2 separate regions of the Homo sapiens genome follow, and region 2 is linked to region 1. Evidence: chromatin loops called from intact Hi-C (ENCODE). Cell type or tissue: chondrocyte. All regions are shown on one strand. Each heading gives the region's core, and the rest is flanking DNA. Links, peaks and the distances in the headings are about the cores only. Region 1 holds the start of BEX1 (brain expressed X-linked 1). Region 2 has its middle 58 kb from the start of BEX1.

Region 1 (10,936 bases), core at 3,878-8,877:
ATGGGAATGTTCCTCTTTTAATCACATTGATGAGGGAGGCCTTTAAGCAAGTGGTGTGCTCTTGACAGCAAATTGTGCACATCCCTTCTCAACTCTGCGTTAAGTGACATCATGTTGGTAGCTGGAAATCAACTGTAGCAGGAGCATTTACATAGTGGAAATAGGCTAACACTACAAATAGTTTAATGGAAACTCAGTTGTTAAACATTTATCAATACACAACTGCCTTTGTCCTTGTTAGGACCTCCAATAGAAAGCTTATCTTTATATCTGCCCATCTACATTTCCTTTGGTTCTGTAAATACTGTCTTTTGGAATTCAAACTCTCACTACCTCCTTCAACGATTATATTGATTCATAGCTTGTGTGGTAAATTTTATTCCTTTAACATTCATAAGAATTTTATTTTCTAGTTCTGTTGGAACAGTTTACTATAAATTCCCCATGGAATGAAACTACTTTTTATTCTTTAAAAAAAATCCATTTTAGTACCTCAAGTATCCATTAGTTAATAGCTAATGGATCTGTGCTGAATGCATTTTCTTCACTGGGCTAGTCGAATATTACCGGCAGAACCCCCTTCAGCTCATTCTGCATTGTTTTGTGCCCTGTTTTTGCATCTCTCCTTCTCTCTTAAGCTGCCTCTTACCCTGCACTTATGCCATCTATTTCATAGTTCCTTTCCTTAAAATCTTCTAAAATTTGTCCTTGGTCTTCTAGTTTTGTTTCAGCCCCATGCTGTTTAAAGGATCTCCAAGTCTCTGCTCATGAGAGCATACTATTATTATTATTTTTCTTCCTGAAGCACTTCCATTGCCCCACCTCCATGGGACTACTTCCAGATGACGTTGACTAGATGAACCCAATCTTTTCAGTATCGTATTCACAGATATTTTCCTGCTTTATCCACAGAGATGGAAAATCATGTCTGTTGTCTATCAGATTTACTCATTTATAATGCTCACAGGACATCTTTATTTCCAAAATGTGAGGCCCTGAAGACTCACAAGTTATATCCTCCATGTACAGTCAGTTGTCCCTCAATGTCCATGGGGAACTGGTGTCAGGAACCCCCAGGAATATAAAAATCTGCAGATGCTCAGTTTCTTAAAATAAAATGACATAGAATTTGCCCATAACCTATACACATCCTCCTGTAAACTTTACACAACGTCTAGATTACATTTAATACCTTATACAATGCCTACATATAACTTTGTTAAATGCAGATTCCATGTAGTACTTGGCATATTGCAAATTCAAATTTTTCTTGTTGAAACTTTATAGAATTTGTTTTTCCAAATATTTTTGATCCACGATTGGGTGAATCCATGGATGCGGAACCCACAAATATGAAGGGCCTACTGTATTTATATTAGTCCCCTAAATTTTGTGTGTCTTGAGAAAAAAAAAAATGGCTTCTTGGTGACATACTCCATCCCTTCTTCAATCAAACTGGATAATGAAATGGTTTCTTATGCTTTTTGGTTTATCCTGTTGTCTCAGTCCCATGTTTCCTCTAATAGCACTGTAATACAACTTGTCATTGAAGGTATTTACTCAATGGCAATAGTGAATGGTAATCTTGTAATTTATGCCTGCATCTTTCCGACTTTATCAGCCTGCAGCCAGTTTTTCTTTTTTTTTTTTCTTTTTGAGACAAAGTCTCGCTCTGTCTCCCAGGCTGGAGTGCAATGGCGCGATCTCGGCTCACTGCAACCTCCGCCTCCCGGGTTCAAGCAATTCTCCTGCCTCAGCCTCCTGAGTAGCTGGTATTACAGGCGCCCACCACCACACCCTGCTAGTTTTCATATTTTTAGTAGAGATGGGGTTTCGCCATGTTGGCTAGGCTGGTCTCCAACTCCTGACCCATCTCAGCCTCCCAAAGTGCTGGGATTACAGGCATGAGCCACCATGCAGGTATTTTTTTTCCTTCTAGAGTTAAACAAGTTACTTTGACAAATCTGAGTACATGTAACTATTTGACAAGACTTCTGAAAAATGCAGATATCAGAGTATCAAATGATTGTTTGGGGTTACTCAGTTGTGTGTCACAACCCTTCCTTATCCTCAGACTGTCTTAAATTTTCATTGCATAAACAGACCAGCTTTTCTGTTATCATTTGCTAGACTTTCAGAGTCTGTGACCCCAGACCTATGTTGGATCTGAGGCGTTTTTTCAAACACGCATTCTTTTGTCAGCTTCTCCGTAGAAGGCTTTACATTAGGTGTTTCCTGTTATTTGTAATTTGATGAGGCCAATAGTGTTCCTCAAGCACATAATTTATTTTGTGTTAGTTTACATAGTTTCAGGTTAAAAATTATGAGACCTGGGAGGGCACAGTGGCTCACACCTGTAATCCCAACACTTTGGGAGGCCAAGGCAGGCAGATCACCTGAGGTCAGGAGTTCGAGACCAGCCTGGCCAACATGGTGAAACTCTGTCTCTACTAAAAATACAAAAATTAGCCAGGCATGGTGGCGGGCAACTGTAATCCCAGCTACTTGGGAGGCTGAGACAGCAGAATCATTTGAACCCGGGAGGCAGAGGCTGTAGTGAGCTGAGACTGTCATTGCACTCCAGCCTAGGCAACAAGAGTGAAACTCCATCTCTCTCTCTCTCTCTCTCTCTCTCTCTCTCTCTCTCTCTCTCTATATATATATATATATATATATATATATATATATATATATATAACTACTGAGAATTTGAAGAGTGGACATTAAGAAATTTTTGCCCATTTTTATGTTTGATAATGGTGCTGTGGTTGTTTTAAAACACCATTATCCTTTAGAGACTGTATTAATTATCTATTGTTGTGTAACAAATCACCCCAAAATTTAGCAGCTTACAAGAACGTTCATTTATTATCCCAGAGATTCTGTGAGTCAAAAGTCTGGGTGTGGCTTATCTGGATCCTCCACCTCAGGGTCTTTTAGAAGGCTGCAATCAAGATGTTAGCCTGGGCCACAGTTTTATCTGAAGACTAAGCTGGGCAAGAATCTGCTTCCAAACTCACCTTTGTTGTTTTGGCAGGATTCAATTCCTCGAGGGCTATTAGACTGAGGGCCTGAGTTCCTCACTGGCTGTTGGCTGGCGAACACTCTCAATTCCTTGCTATATGTGCCTCTCCAACATGGCAGCTTGTTTCATCAAAGCCAGCAAAAGTGGGAGGAAGGAGGAAGGAAGAGACAGAATGAATCTGCTAGCAAGATGACAATCACAATCTTCTGTAACATAATCACAGAAGTGACATCCCGTCACTTTTGCTGTATTCTATTGATTAAGACAGTTATTTTACCTGCACTCCATAGGAGGGATAATTACACCAAGGCATGAATACTCTATCCAAGGCTAACATGAAATTTACATATCTCAGTTCTGTCAATGGGAATTTTTATGTGTTTCAATTGCATTTGTAAGCTAACTGAATAGTTCTTTGGATCTGGATCTGTTGTTAGCTTGTATTTCTTCTTAACGTAATCCATGTTAAGAAAAATGCAGTTGAGTACAGAAGAAATCACCTAATATTCCACAAAAGATAATAAAATTCAAATTGTTATGTAATAAATCTAATGCTTTTTTCATGATCTCATCCTTTACATTTTAATGGTTCCCTGAACTGAATTCAGATATTCACCTTTATATTCTGCAAGTTATTATGGCTTTTAAGAACTGATATCAGCTGGGCACGGTGGCTCACGCCTGTAATCCCAGCACTTTGGGAGGCCGAGGTGGGCAGATCACAAGGTCAGGAGATCCAGACCATCCTGGCTAACACGGTGAAACACCATCTCTACTAAAAAATACAAAAAATTAGCCGGGCGTGGTGGCGGGTGCCTGTAGTCCCAGCTACTCAGGAGGCTGAGGCAGGAGAATGGCGTGAACCCGGAAGGCAGAGGTGCAACAGAGCGAGACTCCGTCTCAGAAAAAAAAAAAAAATTGACATCATAGTAAATATTTACATACCAGTAGCCATTTAGACATTAATGTGCATCAGAATCACCAGGAAAGCTTGCTAAAAACAAAAGTTCTGAAGCCCCATTCAGGGGATCTATGTTGGGACCCAAGAACTTTGTATGAATCCACATTTTCAAGAAATCCCCTGGTGATTCTCACACAGGTGGCAGATTAGCATAGTTTTAGAAACACTGTGACATTACTAAATGAACCCAGTGTTCCTTTAGGAATGGCAAGTAATCTAAGTTACACATCCAAAGTTATTTACTTGTTTAGAAACTGAACCGAGACAAAAACTCAGAGCTCCTGACTCAGTCATTATTAATTTTACTTCGGTTAAGTGCCTGCCTCGTCATGAAGAAACCACAGCATGACCAACAGACATTTTATTCCTGAGAATAGGAACTATGCTGGACTAGTGAGACCTACCTTTGAGCACTCTGCTAAACATCTGAAGGGAAAATCTGAGGATGAGAGTCTTGCATAATAGGTGTGGATGGGAGAAAAAACAGGTAAACACAGGTCTCACACAAATGACCTCATTCCAGTCATGTGAAGGAAATGCCACCCCCAACTTATACAAATTCCTGAGTTTATTTACCTGGCTAAGAGATCCAAATTTGATTAGCAAGTATTTTTTTTTTCTTTTTTTAAGAAAACTTTTAGGTTCCAGGGTACATGTGAAGGTTTGTTACATAGGTGAACTTGTGTCATGGGCTGGGGGCAGGTGGGGGGGTGGTTGTTGCACAGATTATTTCATTACCCAGGTATTAAGCCCAGCACCCAATAGTTATCTTTTAGGTTCCTCTTCCCCCTCCCACTCTCCACCCCTACAGATCCCAGTGTGTGTTGTTCCCTTTTTTGTGTTCATGAGTTTTCATTTAGCTCCCACTTATAAATGAGAATATGCAGTATTTGGTTTTCTGTTCCTGCATTAGTTTGCTAAGGATAATAGCCTCCAGCTCTATCCATATTCCCACAACAGACATGATTTCTTTATTTTTATGGCTGCATAATATTCCATGATGTATATGTATATTTACTTTATCCAGTCTCTCACTGATGGACATTTATGTTGATTCCATGTCTTTGCTTTTGTGAGTAGTGCTGATCAGCAAGTATTTATTAAGTGACTCTACTGCCTTCAAAGGTTATTTAAAAATGTTTCCAATTTTTCTTAAATTACAGAAAATATAAAAAATACATTAACCCATCTCATAGAATGAGTCCCTATATTAATCCTTTGGTATATTTAATTTCAGTACTTTTCTTTTCATGTATTAAGTACAATCAATATAAATTTTTAACAAAAAAAGAATATAGAGATTGCTTTTTAAAGGTGCTTTATTAACTTCACTATAATGAGCATCTTTCCATGCAATAGGTAAAATTCTTCTGCTAACAAAAATCTTACAGACTGGTTCAAAAACACAATATTCAATTAGAAGCTGGTAATAGGAGACCCACGTAAACAAGTGACAGGTAAAGGTTTACAACAAGGGCACATCATGAACATGTAAATTCGAAAGCAGGGGTCTGTTTCCGTAATAACTTTAGGGAAACCATCAGGATTCAGGGCATAAGGCAAAACTCATCATGATGGTCATGGTGAGGGGGGTCAGTGCTGACTGCCCGCAGACTATGACTCAACTGCTTTTCCCTCAGCTTTTCCATCAGCTGTCTCACCTCCTCCCCAATCCTTTCCATATTCTCTTCTCTCATCCTTGCCTGTGGTTCTCCAAGCCTATGCATCATATCCCATCTATACTGCAGGATGGGCTGCCTAACGCGGAACCGCCTACGATTTCCTCTAGGCACACAGTATTCACCAGCATCCAAAGGGAGGGCCAAGGGCTCCCCTTTATTAGCAACTTGCTCCTTTTCTTCATTTTCTTGGTTGGCATTTTCCATGCTGAGACTGTTTACTGCTCGTTTCTCTTTGGACTCCATTACTCCTAGGAGACAAAAGGAGAGAGAAGGGGCTGAACAGCTGGTGAACGCTTCAGTACCGAGGACAGAGGCACGGCTACTCATTTTTCAGGATTCCGCGTCATGGCTATCAACATGTTTTGTTTTGTTTAATTTCACGTTTCCCACCAGAGAGGTTTCGTGCGCCCACTAGGGGGCCCCCATTCGAGCCCGCCCCCCCCCCCACCTCTCGTGTCTTCCCCTACCTGCCCCCAAACCCACCATTTTCCCTACAGATCCATCCCTAGATCTCGGCAGGCACCAAAATGGAGGACGGGAGATGGGGGAGTTGGGAGGGGACCTCAGACTGGACTCTGCACCCGCCCCCACCACCGTCCCTCGCACTGACCTGGGCCTATCCTTGTAGTCTCCTCCTTCTCCCGATTCTCGCCACGAGGTGCGCCGCCGGGACACTTGGCCCCGCAGACCTGCAGAAGGGCTGGGGTGTGGGGAGGGGGGGCTGCTGCAGCGGAACGCTAGCTCCTTCTCCGCCTAGGGCCCTCCTCACTGCCAGCGCCCCGCGTCTCCCGCCCCCCGCTCCCACCCTCGGCCGCCTCGCCCCCCGTGGTGTTCACCGTTTTCCTGCAAGGACTCGGGAATGGTTTTCCATCGCTCTTGGTTGCTCTGCTGCCCCTGGAGCCCCAGCCGCCACTGCTTCCCCACCCCAGGGGACCACTATGTTCCCAAGAATGTTGGGGTGTGGAGAAAGCTGGCGGGGATCCCCTGCGCTGTTCTGCGCTCGTCGGGGGGGTCGGTGAGCCTCTGCTGGCCTAGCCAGGGCGCGCGGGCCCCGGGGCCCTTACCTGGTCCGCTTTCCCCCGGGCCGGATGCCAGCCCGCCGAGCGCAGGGCAGCGGGGAGCTGGTAGCGAGACACGAGTGACGACTGCACCGAAGGCTGCGTAGCTCTGCAGCTCCCGGTCACGTGAGGGCCGTGCGTCACCGCCAAGCTCACCCTCCTTCTCACCAACCCCCACGGGCCGGCGGCCAGTTAACTGGTACTCCCCCCTTTGGAACACACAGACACCCCCCTCCTCCCGTCTGTGCGCGGTGCCCCAGTGCGCACAGCCCCGTCACTCATCTCCGTCCTCTCCAATCTGAGGGCCCACAAGTGGCATCATCGCTTTGCGGTTGGAGTTTACCCATCTTCGGTTATTTGGGAGGGTCTGTACCCTTCCTTTCCCCCACCCCAAACCCCCTTCCTCTGGCCTTGGCCTTTTCTTCTTTCCTCTTCTCACTGGCTGTGTATATGCTTCCTAATAATTTCTCTTTATTTCCTTTTTAAAAATCAGCATCCCTCAAAAAATTGAAAATAATCAAATTTTATTTTTGAAAGAAACACTTCAACCTGGGAAAGTAATATATATATATAGTTTATGTTCATCTATAGCACACAGAAAACATTTTCTCTAGGCTCCACACCATCATTTTTAGAGCATTCTCACTTGTTTGAAAATTTTATGAAAAAAAGGAGAGAAAATTTTCCTGAACACAGTTGGTGTTTTCAAAATAATCTGTGAAGTAAATCTTCAGGAAACAGTTCTGTTGTCAGATCTTGGCCATTTTATGTAAATAATCTACGTTTTTATCCTTCTGGGACAAATTTCAAGTTTTATTAATAAACATTTCTATTTTATTCTATTATAATAAACATTCATTAAATATGAAAAAACATTTGCTGACAACTAATGCCACCTGCTAAAATTAGTGGCTATCACTGTTGATGGTTTGAAGACTTAAGCAAAAGGAAGAGCTGTGAGGCCAAGGCAGGTTGAGTGACGCAGAGATAGAGTATCCCTGCCCTGACAAGAGGTTGGGAAGGTGCTGGTCTTCCACTGTTATATTCGAGAGCTTCTTAATTCCTATGTTCAGACTCCTAATTCTGTTGCTTACTCCAAAAATATAGATGGACAGGTGACCAAGGTGGTGACCTTAATATATCACTTTGGCTCCTTCCTTCTATTTCTTCCCCAAATTCCCACCTAATGACTCACTTCTCAGCATAGTTGGGAGGTCTCTTCCCATTCTGGAAACCAGAATAGGGCTTTTCTACAGCTCTGTGGTGAGAGATTCCAAGAAAAGCCTAGAAGTAATTGAGGAGGTGGGAGGAGTGGGGAGCAGTTCTCAAACCTGCCTGCTCTCTTCTCTTTTTCACCCACCCCGGGGAAAAGTCTCTTTGGGACATTTTTGCTATCTCTCACCTGGCTTTTGTAGTGCAGCATACCGAGACCCTCACCCTGACTGTCTCACCTCCAGGTCACCCAGAAGAGCTTAGTCTTGCTGCAGGGTCACTATCTGCCAGTCCATACCCACTCTGATACCTCTTCATTTATGCTAGGGCCTGGGGAACACTCTCCACTGACCATTCTTACTACACTTGGCTTTCTCAACTCAGAAGCCTGTGGAAGCCCTTAATACTACTATTTCTTCTTTTTCTTCTTCTTCTTTCTTCCTTCTTCCTTCTTCTCTCTTCTCTCTTCTTCTTCTTCTTCTTCTTTTTCTTCTTTTCTTCCTCTGTCTCTCTCCCTCTCTCTCTCGGTCTCTCTCTCTCTCATCACTTCTTCTCACCTTAGACATGTTTATTTTCCTTTGTTTTCTACCTTAGTACTCACCCCTTGACCAACCCAGAAATGTGGCTATTATCCTTGAATCACTCTACATTGTCCCTCATATTCAAATAATAACCAAATCTGGTTAAGTCTCAATTTATATATGTGTGTGTGTGTGTGTGTGTGTGTGTGTGTGTGTGTGTGTGTGTGTATATATATATTTTTTTTTTAGATGGAGACTCACTGTGTCAGCCAGGCTGGAGTGCAGTGGCGTGATCTTGGTTCACTACAACCTCTGCCTCCCAGGTTCAAGGGATATTCCTTCCTCAGCCTCCAGAGTAGCTGGGACTACAGATGCACACCACCATGCCCAGCTAATTTTTATTTTTATTTTTAGTAGAGACGGGATTTCAGCCATATTAGCCCCGCTTGTCTCAAACTCCTGACTTTAGGTGATCCGCCAACCTCGGCCTCTTGAGTGCTGGGATTACAGGCGTGAGCTACCGCACCTGGCCTCAATTTATATCTTTTAAAAACAACTTTATGGAGATACAATTTGCAATCCATAAGATTGCCCATTTAAAGTGTAAAATTCAATGGTTTTTAGCATATTCATAGATACATGCAACCATCACCACAGTCAACTTCAGGATATTTTCGTCACCTCAAAAAGCGACCTCCTATTCTTTTGCTATCACTCTCCTATTCCCCCATCCTCTTCATACCAAAGCAACTACTAATACGTTTTCTGTCTATAGATTTCCCTATTTTGACATTTCATATGAATGAAATTGTATAATATGTATTCTTTGGAAATTGGATTTTTTATTTAGCATGATGTTTTCAAGCTTTATGATTCCAATATGATTACTCATTTGAGGAATTGCCAAACTATGTTCCAAAGTGGCTGAATATTTTACATTCCTACCAGTAGCATATGACGGTTTTGATTTCTCCACATTCTTGTCAACATTTGTTATTATCTGAAATTTTGATTCCAACCATTTTAGTGGGGGTGAAGTGGTATATCATGGTGGTTTTGATTTGCATATCCTTGATGACTAATAATGTGGTGCATCTTTTCATGTGCTTATAGGTCATTTGTATATCCTCCTTGGATCAATGTCTATTCAGATCTTTGTGCACTTTTTATTTGAGTTATTTTTCTTTTTATTATTGAGTTGCAAGAGTTTTTATATATTCTAGACAGAAATCCCTCACTACATATATGATCTGCAGATATTTTAGCCCATTCTGTGGGTTTTTTAATCAGTTTCATAATGGTGCCTTTTGAAACACAATGGTGTTTGGCCAGGCACGGTGGCTCATGCCTGTAATTCCAGCAATTTGGGAGGCCAAGGCAGGCGAATCACTTGAAGTCAGGAGTTTGAGACCAGCCTGGCCAGCATGGTGAAACCCCATCTCTACTAAAAATACAAAAAATTAACCAGGCGTGGCAGCACCTGCCTGTAGTCCCAGCTACTCTGGAGGCTGAGGCAGGAGAATCGCTTGAACTTGGGAGGTGGAGGTTGCAGTGAGCCGAGATTGTGCCACTGCACTCCAGCCTGAGCCACAGAGCGAGACTCTGTCTCAAAAGAACAAAAAAAGGAAACACAATAATTTTTAATTTTGATGAAGTCTAGATTACCTTTTTCTTTGCTGCTCCTGGTATTGGTGTCATATCTAAGAATCTTTTGAATTCAAGAGTCATTTGAATCTAAGAATCCTTTGTAATCCAAGGTCACAAATATTTATCCCTATATTTTCCTCCAAGAGTTTTATACTTCTAGCTCTTCCATTTAGGTCTTTGACCCAGTTTGAATTAGTTTTTTATAAGGCGGGAGGTAAGAGTGTAACTTCATTCTTTTATATGTGGCTATGCAGTTGGCCAAGCACCATTTGTTGAAAAGACTATATTTCTCCACTGAATTGTCTTGGAACCCTTGTCAAAATTCATTTGAGATTAGCCACATAGTTTTACTTTTGGACTCTCAAAACAATTCCATTGGCCGGGCGTGGTGGCTCACACCTGTAATCCCAACACTTTGGGAGGCCAAGCGGGGCAGATCACTTGAGGTCAGGAGTTTGAGACCAGCCTGGGCAACATGGCAAAACCCTGTTCCTAATAAAAAAATAGAAAAATTAGCCGGGAGTAGTGGCGAGTGCCTGTAGTCCTAGCTACTCAGGAGGCTGAGGCAGTAGAATCACTTGAACCCAGGAGGTGGAGGTTGCAGTGAGCTGAGATTGTGCCACTGTACCCCAGCCCAGGTGACAGAATGAGACTCCGTCTCAAAAAAATAAATAAATAAAATAAAAGCGAGAAATTATTAAGTGTAGTGAGGAAGGCATGTCGAAAGCCAAAATAAAAGCTAGAAATTATTAAGTGTAGTGAGGAAGGCATGTCAAAAGCCAAAATAGGGACAGGTGTGGTGGCTCACGCCTGTAATTCCAGCACTTTGG
Region 2 (10,936 bases), core at 2,257-7,256, 58 kb before region 1:
AGGTGCTGGAACAAAGACATTAAGTAGCCAGGAACAGCATCCCAGGTGGTGGGCACAACATGTACAAAGGCAGGGAGATGTGAAATGGGATGGCTTACACAGCTGTAGGTGGCCTGGTTTTGACTGGAGCATAGAACTGGTCATAAGGTATGTGTTAGTAATTTGCAGCAATAGGAAAATAGTAATTACCACAGACTTGGCTTAAAACAGCACAAACTTATTACCTTATAGTTCTGGGAATGAGAAGTCTGAAATGGGTTCTGTCCCTTATGGAGCACTAGGGGAAAGCCTGTTTCCTTGTCTTTTTCAGTATCTAGAGCTCTTCCACATCTCTTGGTTCATGACCCCTTTCTGTTTTCAAAGCCAGAGGTGGATGGTAGAGTCTTAGTCACACTGCAACACTCTAACACTGCTTCCTTTGTCACATTGTTTCTGAATTGCTCCAATCCTTCAGTTATAAGGACCCTCTTGACTACATTGGGCTTGCCTGGATGGTCTCCCCTTCTCAGGATCCTACCCTTAATCACATCTACAAAGTCTCTTTTGCTAGGCGAGGTAACACAATCACAGGTTTCAGGAATTAGTATGTGAACATCTTTGGGAAGATCAGTATTCCCCCAGTGACAGGGAGACTGGGTAGCAGGGATTGTCAGGGCTATGTGTGCTGGTCTTGGGCTGAGGCTTCTGGGAAGATGCAGTCTTGGATAAACTTGACTTGGTGGAGAAAGGGCTGGGTCAAGTATAGAGGAGGACAGTCCAAGCCCCACCATGGTCTTCTTTACCTGTTGGCCTTGGCACAGAGGAGATACCCAGGAAGAATTTGCAAAATGAAAAAAGGGTGAGGTGAGCCTGGCCTACAGCCAGTGGGTGGAGAAGTAGTCCCTACTAAGCTGCGCTCTCCCTGGGGGTAAGCTAGAGACTACAGCAGGAAGATGGGGCTCTCTGTATTGTATGAGACCTGAGACAAGTCTAATACTATTTGTCACTCTGTCACCCATTTAATGGCCATGGAGAGTAGTTGAAAGAGAATCAGTGGGGAAACTTAATTATCCCTGGTTTGTGTGTTTATAGAACAGATTTCAGGCCTCTCCCGGGCTTTGCTGGGAACCCGAGGCCAGAGATGCAATTCTGCTTGTCAGAAGTGGCCAAGCAGAGGGAGAAGCAGGTGGTCAGCCTGAGTTGGCTATTCTACTCTGTTGAGATCTGTCAGTTACCTTGTCAGCCACGACTGAGCTCTAATCTCCTGTCTAGAGGTTTTAGCAGGTTAATGATGATGGCCCAGAGCCCACCCTAACTCCTCAACATGAATACAAGCATCCTGCTGCTCAGCCTAGTGTCTGTCTCCCAATGCAACCCTGTTCTTGGTAGCCCCTGTAGTTGGTACCTAGCAGTGAGCCTTTCAGCATAGTATGTTTCTTCATGCCCAGCTCTGCCACTCCCTTCATCTTCCTTGGTCCACATGCCACCCCCACTAGCTCTTCCGTGCCACCCACCCCTGCCCCATCTTTATTTCCTTATGGGCTGTTTCCTCACTGCCCTAGTGTGCTGGCCTGACCCTTAGCCATGTAATCAATTCTGAGAACATGACTGCTGCTGGAGGTCATGCCAGGAAGACTCAGGAGGCTTTCCCTGGCTTGGCCACCCCAACCTCTGTGTGACAGTGTACTCCATCTTCCCATTCTATAAAACAGGAGTTGAGACTAGTCAAGTGGTCCCCAACCAGGCAATTCTGGTGAGCAGCCAGCTCCTGGGGCTGACAATCTGGGCTTTTCTGACTTTCACTCCTGTACAGGGTACCATGATGGGTGACTGCTAATGAGAAGAGTTGAGAAAGAGACTGTGTACTCCCTGAGATGATAAATTCTGAGCACAGGAACATTATTGGTTTTACTGATGACCATGTGCACAGCACACAGTAGGAGCTTTGTGAATACCTGGATGCACACCATGACTGAAGCTGCTGATGGAGCTCCAAGTGAGTGAGAGTAAAGCAGCTGGCCCTTTGTCTCATTGTCCTGTTTTATCTGGCAGCCTCACTGAGCAGCCTCTGCTCAACACTTGCCTCTTCTGTGTGTGAGGCTGGGACTTGGCAGGGCCCAGGGACAGAGGAAAGAATGTAAAAACTTGCTATTCTTGGCCAACTCTGCTTCTTCTAGTGGTAAGACTTCTGGAAAGCCTCTCAGAACCTGATTTAAGTCATCTTTAAGTTGGAATGTTGATAAACGCGTAATGTACAAGGTTGTTATTAAAGTGTTTTGTTAACTGTGAAGGGCTACCTGAATATTTTATTCTGTTCAGAAACTTATAGCAGGGCTGTGGTCTCAGGTAGGGCCAAGTTAACTTTGTCTTCTCCCTGCTGCAGGTCCTCTAATAGAAACCATAACTACCAGAGCCCTAGGTTTTGAGCCCTTACATGTGCCAGGGCTAAGCTCAGAACTAGAGGTGCTGGTTGGGACATCTGATAGGCTCTTGCATTCTGCGGCCTCAATAGCTAACCTGAGAGGCCAGATATAGACCCCTGAATTGCCAGAGTACCAAGAAGTATGAGATGTGCTGTTCCCATGGCCCAGCCTTCAGAAACTCAAGGAAAGGGAAGGGCAGCCATGCCAAGGAGGCTCCCCGTAAGAGAGTAACACTGAGCTATAGCTGAAGGTAGCATTTTAGACAAAAGAGAAAGAAGCAGATAGGGGACTCCGGGTAGAGTGAAGCAAGCAAACACACCTTAGGCAGGCCTGGAGGTGTCAATGACATGGCCTGCTATCCATGCTAAGAGGAAAAGGATTGTCTCACAAAGTCCTGGAAGAAGCCATGGGACACAGTGTGCTTGGAGGTTGGAGCCAGAAACTCCGTGGCTGCCTTCTGCTCTTCAGTAGAACTGTCCCTCTTCCCCTCATGCAAAAGAGCCATCCCCTATTCCTGGGCCCTCAACCTCTCTCCTCTAGGAAGACATTCTTCCACTGTCACTCCCAGGATATTTGTACAGATCCTGTCAAATTCTGTCCAAATCAGTAGAAAATAACTAAAAATTGGTAAGTAAAGAAACAGCAGCAAGAGCACATCATTTAGAAAGACAAAAGCAAATACCAGAAGGAGCACCTAAAAACATTAAATGTGGCTACCTCTGAGCAGCTGGACTGAGTGGGACCCAGGGAAGACTATTCTCATTAAAGCCTGTCAGAAACTTCTGATCTTTTTAACTTCAAAAGTGAAAAATAACTTAATACTCTTGCCTGACCCAAATCCCTCCTACTGGATTGGAAGTATTCTCTTACTGTGTCCTTCGAACAAATTGGGATGGGCAATGTTGGTGTTCTGAGGAGTCCTCTGACACCAGGGGAGATCATCACTCCCCTGACCTCAGGGCTGTTAGGAAAAATTTCCTTTAATCTTCTAGGCCTCCCAATCCTGATCAGCACAAATAAGGTAGCTCTGAAATATTCATGGATTCTGAACCACACTGTGATATGGGGGTGCTGGGTGTGGTCTCTGAGCCACACCACCACTTGGCTTCAGCCTCATTCTCCAGGGGCCAGCTCAGTCATCTTAGTCAAGTTATGTAACCGCTCAGCGCTGCCTCAGTTTCCCTATGGGTAAAATAGAGCTGCTAACATTACTGCCTCTCAAGGTTTCAGGAGGCATAAATGAGATACTGCCTGTGATGCAGAGCCTGGCATGTCATAGGCACCTAATGCATGTAAACAACTTCTTAAGATTTTGGAACTGCAGAAGCTAATAAAATGATAGGATATTAGATACTGGATAAAGCAGAAGTCATTTTATATGGAGAACACTGAGGCTCTGAAAAGCCTGAGGTAATAAGTCAGAAGAATTTGGAAAGAAGCCCTTATGCACCCTTTCCCCAGCAGACAGATGGAGCATGGGGAATTGGGAAATGACTTCAGAGCTGTGAGTAGATGTGGAGCTGATGGGACAGGTACAAAAAGAGGAAAGGAAGCAAGAAGTAGATGCCACAGAGGGTGGAAATGGAGGAAGATGAGGCAGCTGGGCTATCCCTGAACTGAAAAGGCACTCTGGGCTGCTGAGGGTGGCAGGAAGTGGCTGGAGATGATGTTTGTCAAGGGCTACTAAGAGCAGCGCCAGAAGCTGGCTGAGCAAATGGAACCTTCCCTCAGCTAACCATGCCTTCAAACATCTGTAAGACTGGCAGGGAGGACTGAGAAGCAGCTGTGCTAGGGCCTGAGGGATGGCTTGAGTGTGTGTGTGTGTGTGTGTGTGTGTGTGTGTGTGTGTGTGTGTGTGTGATGTGAGTGTTCCTGTGGCAAGCTAATTCCGAAGGTTGCAAAACACCCTGAGACCCTGGGTGTATTGTGTGATGTGAGTGGCCTCCAGCCACAGAAAAGGATGCCTGAAGGGACAGGAGGTCTGCTTCCTTTAGAAGCAGTTGCCTTCCCAGCCAGCCTCGGCAATACCTCCTTAATCCAGGCTGTGCTGGAGAGAAGTTCTGGATCCTGCTTATCCCTTGAAGCTGAAAAGACAAGGACTTCTCTGTGACTGGGTCAGTAACCAGGCCCTGAAATATCTTTGGAATTCCCAAGAGTGGGAACAAGGAAGAAAGAATGTCTGAGAAGTATAATGGTGGGGGGCAGTTCCAGGATTTCTACATAGGAGGGTCTTAGGGACAGCAAGCTGACAGGGATTGGGGGCTCATCTTTTTTTTTTTTTTTTTTTTTTTGAGACGGAGTCTTGCTCTGTCACCCAGGCTGGAGTACAGTGGTAAGATCTCGACTCACTGCAACCTTCACCTCCCAGGTTCAAGCAATTTGCCTGACTCACCCTCCCGAGTAGCTGGGATTACAGGCACCCACCACCACACCTGGCTAATTTTTGTATTTTTAGTAGAGATGGGGTTTCACCATGTTGGCCAGGCCGGTCTCGAACTCCTGACCTCAGGTGATCCACCAGCCTCAGCCTCCCAAAGTGCTGGGATTACAGGCATGAGCCAACACACCTGGCCCTGGGGGCTCATCTTAAAGCTTCATTTGTATATTCATTCAGGGGAACTTGGTGACCTGATGGAGACTGGAGAAGATGGAACCCTCTGGAGGGCCTTTCATATCTCTTCAGTCTTGGGTCAAGGAGGCAGCTTCTAAATCTCTAAAGCTTGGCAAGGCCTTCATGATTCTCCCTACTCAGGGCTTGGGAAAGGAGTCCATCTGGTAGGACCAAGTGTTTCCTTCCATACTGTCCTACTCCTGGGGGCTTGCCTTACCTGAGAGAGAGCAGGCAGAGGGAAAAGAGGCTGAGTGGAGGTAGCCCTGTGCTGAGAATAGGAACATTTTACTGCTCACTTGCCATGTGACCTTAGGTTTGTCATCGTCCTCTCCCCTGCTCGCCACACCACTCTGGGCCTCCACTTCTCGGGCTTTAACATGAAGACAATTATGCTTGATGACCTCTAGGAGCTCTACCAGTGTGAGTTTAGACTGAAAGGGCATAGGCCCAGGGCACAGTTGGCAGATAACCACCATGCAGGTGTCAGAAGGCGAGCAAAGGCAGAAGCCACCTGGGCTCATCTGGACAGGTGCCTCTTCTTCCTGGAGACTTTGGGAGATGTTGGTGACTTTGAACACAAATCTCAAAATCACGAAATCCAAAGCTACAGCAGAGAGATCTGCTCCAGCTTTGCATCTGAGCCAGAAGCCAGCCAGGCAGCTCACAACCTAGGTGTGGGCTCCTTTGGCAACCAGACACAACTTAAATTTGCATGTTTCTTTACACATAAATGACTGCTTTTGACTCATTATCTCTCCCAAGCTCTGTTTATCCATGTTGTTTCCCCTAGAAAAGTATGGGATTTTACATTTACCCTTCTTAACCCTGTTTCAAGCTGTCAATTATCTTTTTATATCTTGATTCCAGTGTGTCCTTGTATTAACTTGCTCTCCCAGCCTCATGTATCCTGTAAATCTGATAAGTGGTCTTCTGTGCCTTTACCCAAATCAATGATAACATTAAGATGTGATCAAGTTCAGAGAGCCCTGGCCTTTAGGGAGCCCTCCAATTTGATTGACTCATTAATTAATCTCTTTGGATATAGTTGTTCAACCACCTATGGATATGGCTAACAACCTTGTCCACAGGAAAGTCTTGAGATACTTTATCAAATGCATTGCTGAAACCCAGAAGTTCTAAGCCTATGGCAATCTTCTGATTTATGTGGCCAGAGATCTTAACAAAAGTAGGGGCTAACTGGATTTGGCATGACTTCCTCCTGGTGGCCATATGCCCTTTGATCATTGTTCCTGAACCTGCTGGCTTAGTGATTAGTGCTATAACTTTGCTCAGAACTAACATAAATTAGCCTGACTTTCCATGAATCTTTCTCTTCAGAAAACTGGGGCATTTGTTGACCTCCTTTTGCCTCTTTTGTTTGTGGATTCCGAGGCTTGCTGTTTCAGGTTCTGCAAACATAACTGCTAGTTCTTCCAGGAACTTCAAAGACAATTTTTATTCACACTAAGAAGTCAAACTTGTTTAATGCAGCTAGCAGTCCAGAAGACAAAATTATTGTTTGGCTATGTAAACCATTTTATAATATCTATGAAAAATACCTCTCCAAAAAGCTAATTACAAAAACCTTTGCCACAAATGAAAGGACTAATTATCATACAAATAGATCTTAAAAATAAGATACAACCTAAGAAAAATGAGTAAAGGATATGCATAAGCAGTTTATGGAAAAACATATAGGCAGCCCAGGGACTCTTTGGTAGACCCTGGTCAGAGGAGCCTGCACCGGACCATGGCCATGCCTTATGCCACCACTGGGCCTGGCCACCTCATGCGCCCATATCAACTATGACTTGAATCAGTTCCTACACCTGTGTGTACACCTCAACTGCATACCTGACATCTGGGTGCTGCATTACTGGAGCACAGCAGCAGCAGACATTTTGACACAGCCTTCTTCCTTTGCTGCCTGCGGGAGCCACTGGCCATCTACTCTAACTTGGCCAAGGTGGTGGGCTGCCAGTGGTCATCTCCATCAGCAGCAACTGAAAGTTTTATGCCTGAAGAAATTTGGCACCCACATAGTTTTATGAAATAAGACTTATTCTTTGCCTCTCTCTGACTTGCACAAATTTTGTTTGGATCTTGCATTAGAAGGGGTAGAAAGACGGCTGATGATCACGTTAACTGCTAATGAAATGCTCCAGCTTTTACCAGGTGATAAGCTATATTTAGATTCACACTTTTTACAGTCTTGTCTGCTAAAAAAAAAACTGAAGAAATCATGAAGGTAGACAAAAAGTTTCACCAAGTAGTGATGTAAAATTGACATCTTAACACTCATGTGACTGTTCAAAGTATAAATACACTCATTCTAAGAATTATGTAGTAAGAACCATTTGTAGGATGCTTCTTGTTTGTAAGCTGGCATACTTGAAGTAGTCCTAATAAATGAAGGTTGACTAAACTTGCTTGAATCTTTAGAAACTTTGTGCCTGTAAAAGTTATAATGTGGTGTTTATTTCAAGTATACTATAGAACTCTTGCTTATTTTATTCTGTAAACTTTACAGTATACCACAAGTACAAAATCTATAAAGTATTGTAAACTAAACATAATATCTTAAGTCCCTCACCCACTGTACACACCCCCTCTTGGCCAAGGGGACCCTGCCAGAGAAACCTTAAACTGAGTTCCTGGCCATAATGGGAAGAGAGGTCATTCATACATTATTATACCCCCTCCCTTTAGGAGTTTAGGCACAGCAGTTAACCAGCATTAATGTTAAAATAGATATTTTAAGACAAAACTCTCTTTGTGGCAATAAGATACCAAATTTTAAACAAGGCCTAAGGTCATGCAAGGCAAGCGTTAAGTCACACATGTAGGCCATTAATCTTGTTACATAGCATCCCTATCTTAAAACATTCTTTTCTGTTGATGCCAAGTTTTAGATAGAGCCTTACTCCTTTAACGAACTGCAAATTAAAGAATCTCTGAATCTACCTATAAGCTCTAAACCCCCATACTGCTTCCAGATATCCTGCATTTTCAGTGTGAATGAAAGGATACCTTCCATGTATTGACTCGTATCTTTGCCTGTCACTCTTGCCTCCCTGAAACATATAAAACTGAAGTATAATCTGAGTGCCTTGGGTGCAGTTTCTTAGGACTCCTTAAGACAGGCTGAAATCACATTGGTTCAGAGTAAACTTTAAAATATTTTAGAGTTGGCCGGGCACGATGGCTCATGCCTGTAATCCCAGCACTTTGGGAGGCCGAGGCGGGTGGATCATGAGGTCAAGAGATCAAGACTATCCTGGCCAACATGGTAAAACCCCGTCTCTACTAAAAATACAAAAAAATTAGCTGGGCGTGGTGGCGGGCACCTGTAGTCCCAGCTACTTGGGAGGCTGAGGCAGGAGAATCACTCGAACCCAGGAGGCGGAGGTTGCAGTGAGCCGAGATTGTGCCACTGCACTCCAGCTGGGCGACAGAGCGAGACTCCATCTCAAGAAAAAAAAAAAAAAAAAAAAAAAAAAAAATATATATATATATATATATATATATTTTAGAGTTTGGTTTATCCATTAACAGTATTAATGATCTTGTTACCCAAACAAAAATTTCACAAGGGTTCTCACTTCTGTATTTTATTATCTCAAGTTTAAATAACATGCTCTACTGCTACTGTTCTTACTGTCCAGTGTGTTAGCACTTCCCTAATGTGCTTTGAAGGTTGCTCCATGAATTTCCTTGACACTGCTGAAATTAACTTAAGGGTGGCTGATTACATGGTTAACAATACACTGAGACAAACTTCAAGTGATAATGTCATTGTTTTCTTGCTGTGTTTAGCTTGATGACTAAGATACAATTCTTTTAAGAATCAAGTGACATTATTATATTTCCCAAATTATGAATCTTCATTAATATTTTAAGGAAATATAAAGCCATAGCAAAACCCATTATTTTTATTTTGAATTGTAAATGAACACAAAGAGGTTAGAGAGACAGTATTTAATGTTTATTTTCAGTACATTTAATATAAGTAATTTTTTTCACCTCTAAAGAGGAGGAATGTTTAAAGGTGGGAAGTGATAGTTAAGACACCAATTATATTTCAAGATCTTTGACTATACTATATGTCATACACTGGATTTCATTTTTCACAAAATGCCTTAGTTTTCTTACAAGAGAAAGGCAATGATGACTCTTAAATACAAGAGTCTGATGCACATGAAAATATGCTTAATCTCTCATGATTATGAAAAATAAATCAAATCTGTCATCAGATTAGCAAAAATTAAAACCTAATGCCCAGGCTGGCCAATATGGTGAAACCCTGTCTCTACTAAAAATACAAAAATTAGCCGGGCATGGTGGTGCTATAATCCCAGCTACTCTGGAGGCTGAGGCACGAGGATCGCTTGAATCCGGGAGTCTGAGGTTGCAGTGAGCTGAGATTGCGCCATTATACTCCAGCCTGGGCGACAGAGTGGGACTCCGTCTCAAAAAGAAAAAAAAGAAAGAAAGATTCTACAACCTTTCGGTGATTTAGTTTTATAGTTTTGATAAGTCCCTAGTAATAAGTCTAGATCAGAGACTTAGTTTAGGATTTAGATTTTGAGGATATTTATCAAAGATGTTACAAATCTCAAAACATTTGATCAAAACAGTGTAAGAGTTATTTAACCAAGAATGATAATCAAAAGTCTTTCAAAGCAATACAGAAAGTTACATGGATGTAAAAACCTTAATTATTTTAAATCTGTTTTACTAAAGAATCAAAAACCTGTAAATATAAAAATTTTATTTTGACAAAATGTAAAATCTTTGTTTTTTAGACAAGTTACCAAAAAGACAAAAACCTTCTGCAGTATGATTGCTTCCCTTTATAGGAAGCCCATTTAGATTATGTGGAAATTAAACCTGATGAGAAAAGTACTGAATTTAATCATACACATGAAGTATGTGTCCAGGGTTATGAGTATAGCAGGGAAATATAGGACTCAGTAACCTCATGTCAAGTTTCCTGGTTACATGAAACAATTCAGACACATCAAGAAAAGCCAAGAGTACAAAATTAGGTTATACTGGAGGAAAACATTGCTTTTTTAGACTTTCAAGATAAAACATTTTGGCATCAGGCCATAACAGCAGATAGAACCAGAGGGAAAAAAATTACAGGAGCTTACAAAAAAGTTGGAGAGAGTTATCATCTCAAGCTTTCTCAAGGGGAGAGAAAGCTGAAAGCAGTGAGGCACAACAAAGGTTTTTTTTTAAATTTCCAACTTTTATTTTAAGTTCAGGGGCACATGTACAGGATGTGCAGGTTTGTTACATAGGCAAACATGTGCCATGTTGATTAGCTGCACAGATCATCACATCACCTAGGTTTTAAGCCCAGCATCCATTAGCTATTCTTCCTGATGCTCTCCCTCCTCCCACCCCCCACCCTCCAACAGGCCCCAGTGTGTGTTGTTCCCCATCATGTGTCCATGTGTTATCACTCAGCTCCCACTTATAAGTGAGAACATGTGGTATTAAACTTTAAGATATGAATCTGAGAAATTTTCAAAATAAACAGGTTATAGTATTAAAAATAAAAATATTCTTGTAACTTCATTAAGAGCAAATCAATACCTTAAGAAAATCTTGTTTTAACATAGAAGATCAATCTTAGAAAGACTATCATAAATAATTCCCTTCAAATTATAGCCAACTTAATCATATACAAAATTCTTTCCTGAACCTTATCACAACTTAGACCACTAACAACATGCTTGGACTTTCTGACTTGTCCTATGCTACGTCTTTCCTAAATAAGCAGTCATCATATTTTAGGACAAAATTTTACCATATAAGATTCTCCCTCATACAAAATTATTCTGTTTATAAACTTCCTTACCAAAAATACATCTTCCTATCCATAACTTTCTTCATACTTCTTGTCTACTTACTG

The links. A loop is a pair of places that touch in the nucleus more often than their neighbours do. Peaks named below come from ENCODE experiments on the same cell type or tissue, not always from the same donor. Only the 100,000 strongest peaks of a DNase experiment are listed, where the experiment ranks them.
Region 2: a loop joins it to region 1, with 2.2 times the contacts of the local background. A loop is called at or near these places in 2 of 110 quality-filtered maps.

Annotation. Positions count from the first base shown.
Region 1 is chrX:103,057,364-103,068,299 of GRCh38, forward strand. BEX1 (brain expressed X-linked 1) reads right to left here and starts at 6,808. Exons shown (of 3, transcript NM_018476.4): 1 at 6,733-6,808; 2 at 6,279-6,368; 3 at 5,288-5,916. The coding sequence starts at 5,911. The coding sequence ends at 5,534. RefSeq lists an enhancer at 6,698-6,992. In chondrocyte, for the core only: CTCF peaks have their summits at 6,053 (motif pointing right) and 6,255; a DNase peak (open chromatin) is centred at 6,875.
Region 2 is chrX:103,000,700-103,011,635 of GRCh38, forward strand. It overlaps the pseudogene NUDT19P2. Among named protein-coding and RNA genes, the nearest start is that of BEX1, 58 kb to the right of the region's middle. In chondrocyte, for the core only: no CTCF peak of the experiment used is centred there; no DNase peak of the experiment used is centred there.